Linked DNA regions of Homo sapiens: region 1 is linked to region 2. A link is an interaction called in ENCODE POLR2A ChIA-PET data of the cell type or tissue named here. Cell type or tissue: A673. All regions are shown on one strand. Links, peaks and the distances in the headings refer to the core of each region. The heading gives the core; the rest is flanking DNA.

Region 1 (2,811 bases), core at 6-2,505, 150 kb before region 2:
CAAGAATGAAACTCCATCTCAAAAAAAAAAAAAGTTCCGTTGTCCCATAAATCATATTAGTCTGCCTCTTTTTTCTTTTGAGAGACGAAATCTTGCTCTGTTGCCCAGGCTGGAGTCCAGTGGCACGATCTCGGCTCACTGCAACCTCTGCCTTCCGGGTTCAAGCCAGTCTCCTGCCTCAGCTTCCCAAGTAGCTGGGTCTACAGGTCCACGCCACCATGCCCAGCTAATTTTTGTATTTTTATTAATGACAGGGTTTCACTATGTTTTGGCCAGGCTGGTCTCGAACTCCTGACCTCAAGTGATCCTCCCACCTTGGCCTCCCAAAGTGCTGGGATTACAGGCATGAGCCACCACACCCGGCCAATAGTCTGCCTCTTGAATATATATTTCTTTTTCACATTTAAAAAAATTCAATAAGTTCATCATGTGTTTGCTGTTAAATTAAGTATAATTTATCTATAATCTCCATACTCCTTTGGTGTTATCAACAGTATTAACAATAGAACTCTTTGTTTTCAAGAATGTGTTGATTCAGCCAGCTGAACAATACCTAGTCCTTCCTTGATATCTGAGGGGGATTGATTCTAGGATACCCACCCCCCATATTCTAGGATGCTTAAGTCCCTTATATAACATTACATAGTATTTGCATATAACCTACACACGTCCTTCTGTACACTTCAAATTATCTCTAGATTACTTACACCTAATGTAAATGCTGTGTAAACAGTTGTTATACTGTATTGGTTTTGAATTTGTAGTATTTTTTATTGTTATTTTTTATTCTTCCCCCTCGTCCCCAAATATTTTTGATGTGCACTTGGTTCATACAGAGGGCCAACTGTTTTGCAGTTCTGTGGGATCTCTAAAATAACGTAAATTGAGAAATTTAACCTCTTTCTGACACTTAATGCTAAAAGGAATCGCTAATGAAGCACAACAGATTTTACACATAACATAAAGTTTCAACATTTGTTAAAATAATATTTTATTTTTTACCTTTTTTTAGGTTTGGTTGGGATGTTCCAGTAATTCTGAGAAATTCAGAAGAGACCCAGTTCAGCACAAGAGTTTTCAAAAAGCAAATGAGACAAGTCAAGAATCCTTTTGGCTTAGAGATCACTAATCCATCTTCAGCTTCAATTACAAGTTGGTGGCTGTTTTCCAAAGATTTTCTCTCATTGTTTGCCCTCTTTTTTTAGCCCTTTTATTTTCTTTCTCTATTTCTTTCCCTTCATTAGACTTTTAACAAACATTTGTTGGGCAACTATGTTGTTCCAGGTGCTGTACTGTATATGACAGATACAAAGATTAAGAAGTTACAAACTTTACTCCTGAAGAATTTATCACCTAGTAAACAGAGGTAGATGTGTATACAAAGGAGTAGAATGAAGTATTACAGGTGTTAATAGTGAAGTCTCTTAGGACACTATGCCATTTTTATTGGTCTGTAGTAAAGTGAGAAATGATGTGTTATGTCTAAATACAGTTAACGTAAGGTTGCTAACCTTTTGAGGAACAATTGCCTTTTTATTTTTTTTGAGACAGATTCTTACTCTGTCATCCAGGCTGGAGTGCAATGGCACAATCTCGGCTCACTACAGCCTCCACCTCCCGGGTTCAAGCGATTCTCCTGCCTCAGCCTCCCAAGTCACTGAGATTACAGGCATGCACCACCACACCTGGCTAATTTTTGTTTTTTTAGTAGAGACAGTGTTTCACCATGTTGACCAGGCTGGTCTCAAACTCCTGACCTCAGATGATCCACCCACCTCAGCCTCCCAAAGTGCTGGGATTACAGGTGTGAGCCACTGCGCGCGGCCAGAATGATTGTCATTTAATCTGAAACTATGGTATTTTGGTATAAATTATTTTGATATAACATGTTCTTTTGTAGATGGTAGGTAATAGATGGCAGTTGTTTGCTTTTGTACTTGCTTGGAAAAATAAGTTGTCTGCAGGACCATATAGGAACCATTAGAATTGTAAAGAAAGAGATGCTTAAATTTGTTAAGGTGAAGAGGCATATTCAGGAAAGCCTTCATAAAAAAGAATATGCTGAGTCTCTCTTACTTTTTTTTTCTTTATTCCTTCCTCCTTTTTTTTTTTTGAGTAGAATCTTGGAAGATAGGTGTTTACTTCGTGGATGAGAAATGGAGTGATACATTAAAGAAACAGTAGTTATGGCTAAAGCATAGGATGGGACAGGTAACAGAGGAGTCTAAGAAGACTCAGGTTCTTCCTATGGGTCCTCCATAGCCAGATCCTGTTAGAAAAATGAGGAGTACAGAAAGAATAGCAAGTTTCCAAAGAAAGGCAATGAATTCAATTTTGAACTTTTGGACTTTGAAATTCTTTCGTGACAGTTCAATAGAAATAAAGAGTAGGCAGTCCTAGATACAGTTCTGTAGCTTTTTTTCTGGGCCGAGACCCTGTCCCTTCTATACTTGCTTACATTTCTGGTTTCTTGAAAACAAATAAGCCAGATCTTTCTCTGCTTTTCATCCTAGTCTAGCTACTGCCGTATTTCTCTTCTTCCCCTCACAGCCAGCTTCTTAGAAGCTGTTTGCATTTTCCTTCTCTTAGCCTGCTTCATTTTTACTCCTCAGTGCAGTGCAGTCTGACTTTTCCCTGTATCCCTTTACTGAAATGGCTTTCTCTGAGGTCACTAATTACGACTTCTGCCCTGCACTTTTGACCCCCAGCAGTCATCAAATCCAGTGGGAGCCTTTCAGGGCTGAGTTAATGCTCTCTCTCTAGTATTTTACAGAGTTGACCTTCATTTGCAACGTCCTGCTCCCTTGCGTC
Region 2 (2,811 bases), core at 219-2,718:
TAATTTAATCCCCCTTCTGGTTTTCTTCCTATAACATCCTTATGACATAGATACTATTCTCATCATCTCTATTTTACAGGTGAGGAGACCGAGGCAAGAGAGGTTAAGTAACTTGCCTAAAGTCACAAAGCTGGTGAGTGACACAGTTGGGTGTGAAGCCAGGGAGTCTGACTCCTGAGTCCATGTTCTTCTCTCTCCACCATATCACTCTGCAGGGTCAAGAAGGAATGACAGACAGGGAACTCTGAAATGTTCACAAAGAAGGCTGAACCTCCAATCAGTGCCCGAGGCCATAGAGCAGAGGACATTTAGGTTAGGCTACCATGCTTTATCTTCCTTTAATTTAAATTGAGGAGAAATACCACCATTAAGCCATTCGTGGGAGAAGGAGGCGCAGCCACAGGGCTGTGGAGTCAGTAGCTACAGCTTGGATCATCATGAAGCTCTCTGAACCCTTGACCCACATTTTCTCCCTTACATCCTACTCATTAGAGGAGACACAGCTAAGGTACTGTTCAGTGGTTCACATGCCCCAGCCTGGAGCCCGTTAGAGAAGGGGAAGCTGCTGCTGTCCTCCTTGGAGGCTCTCCCTGAGCACCTGCTTTCCACGGAATGCTCAGGAAAGAAAAAAGTCACAGGGTTGAAATGTGTACCGAATGTGTCAAGTTTGGCTGAAACAAGCTGATAAAGAATATTTAAGGAGAGCTTTATTTTTAGAAGCAACGCTTCTTTCTTTTTTTTTTTTTTTTTTTTTTAGAGAGAGACAGGATCGCACTCTGTTGCCCAGGCTGGCTGGAGTGCAGTGGTGCGATCATCGCTCACTGCAGCCCTGAACTCCTAGGCTCAAGCAGTCCTCCTGCCTCAGCCTCCCAAGTAGCTAGGACCACAGGCGTGCACCACTACGCCCGGCTAGCACTCCTTTCTTTAGTCCACTGTTGGTGTTGGTTTTTAACTAGGCCCCCACTAGGTATTGCTGTTCCTGCCTATAATTAGCACCTCTTTTCTCTCACACACAGAAAAGTCTGTCTTAAACATATTGTGAGCTTCAGAGCATGTTAAAGAAAGTTGTCTGTCGCTTAGTAGCATGGAAAGATGACGTTGCCAGCATGCAGGGAACGCTTTGCACCAAGAATCCCGGAGTGAATCGAATAATATTCCAGATTCTATGAATCAGAGCTGAATCATGTTTAAGTGTATGCTGCGTTTTGAGGGATTCCCTTCTGCCCCCCCAGCCCCCTGGGGTGAAAAGCACTGCTTTTCCTGTGTAAAGAAAAAACGTTCACACCCAGACCAGTGAAATGTTTTTGTGGCCACGTTGTGAACGCACTGAGTGTTTGTTGTGGCCCAACTAAGACAACTTTATAGATTAATGAAGAGTGATGTATCCTTTCTTCCGAACAGAACATTTAGTTCTCGCTCTGCCTGTCTGACCCCAAGCAAGTCTGTCTGGCCCCATCCCTCATTCCCCGCCCCCATCTGCACCACCCTCTTGTAAATCTCTTAGTACATTTTTGTGATCGCCGTCCAGTCTGTTCCTAGGCATTAAGGACTCTCTGAGCTTTGTGAAAGTAGGTTACCGTTCATCTGGTTTCTTGGAAGAAATGTGCATGTGTAAGGGTAGCTTTTCACATAAAAGACCAAAACCACGAAATCCAGGAAGCCAAGAATGAATGGGCCCAGGTGACTTGCCTTTCTTAACTCTTACAGAAAGCGAAGCTCCTTCAGGGCTAAGAAAGGCATTGCTGTGTAGAGGACGGAGCCAGACGAAGCCTGGGGGAGGCAGAACTGGGTTCAAGCCTCAGCATTATGTTTTACCAGCTTTTGACCTCGGCCAAATGACTTAACTTTTCTGAATCACAATTCCCATCTGTAAAATAAGGATAATAAAGCCTGGCTTGTAGGCTTATTGAAAGAATTACAAATATAGGATATAAAGTGCCTAGCACGTGGTATGTGATTGATGGTAGCTGTTGTTATTGCTGCAATTGTTGTCTTCATATCATTGTTACCACCTCTACAAGTAGCTCTTGTATGTGGAGGGAACAGAGGAGAACTTAACTGCTGTTGCCTCCCATGCTCATAAGACATAGCTTTGACCTTCAAGACTACCTGCATTCCTTACCAATAGCAGCTAAAATTGCTCCTAAAACAACAAAAGTAAATATAAACATTGCAGCCACATAGAGATGAACACAAAGAAGGAAGTGTTCCTCATTCCAGCAGGAGATCCCTTAGCTGAGTGAATTCTTTTTCCCCTCCTTCCACCGATAAATATTGACAGGCACCCACCGAGGATGTGCAGAGCTCAGGCGTGGCTGAGGGGACCCAAGTTGAATCAGACATGGATTCTGTCTTCAAGAAGCTTACCATCTGCCAGGAAAGATGAAAAATGAAAGATAAGTGTGGCGAAAGTGAGGCAGAAAATGGTTAGATCGTAAGAGAAAGATCACTGAAGGGCTCTGGAACTTGGAAGGAAAAAGTAATTTTAGCTGGAGTTGGGACATGGGAGTTTTATGGAAGAGGCAGCCCAGCCCAGCAGCATCACTGTTAGGGACACAGATTCTGGGGTTTGAACCTTGGCTTTACTACTTATTTGTTGTGGCTTCTTGTGCAAGCTAGGTCCCATCTCCATGCTTCTGCTTCCTCATCTTTGAAATCTGGATAATAATAGTACCTAGGGGTGTTGTAAGGATTAAGTGAGATATGGAAAGTGCTTAGAACAGCACCTAGTGAGTGCAATGGGAGTGATTGTTAAATGAGTTTGTCAAAGGACAGGTATAGATTTGGCCTTCAAGGAGAGGTGGGCAGTGT

What was found. ChIA-PET counts read pairs that join two places held together with the same protein. Peaks named below come from ENCODE experiments on the same cell type or tissue, not always from the same donor. Only the 100,000 strongest peaks of a DNase experiment are listed, where the experiment ranks them.
Region 1: POLR2A ChIA-PET joins it to region 2 with 10 read pairs; 2 of 35 experiments call an interaction of 5 or more read pairs at or near these places.

The regions. Positions count from the first base shown.
Region 1 is chr14:54,521,442-54,524,252 of GRCh38, forward strand. CGRRF1 (cell growth regulator with ring finger domain 1) reads left to right here. Exons shown (of 6, transcript NM_006568.3): 2 at 1,013-1,152. Among named protein-coding and RNA genes, the nearest start is that of CGRRF1, 13 kb to the left of the region's middle. In A673, for the core only: no CTCF peak of the experiment used is centred there; no DNase peak of the experiment used is centred there.
Region 2 is chr14:54,668,713-54,671,523 of GRCh38, forward strand. All of the region lies in intron 2 of SAMD4A (sterile alpha motif domain containing 4A), which reads left to right. Among named protein-coding and RNA genes, the nearest start is that of SAMD4A-AS1, 18 kb to the right of the region's middle. In A673, for the core only: no CTCF peak of the experiment used is centred there; a DNase peak (open chromatin) is centred at 1,209.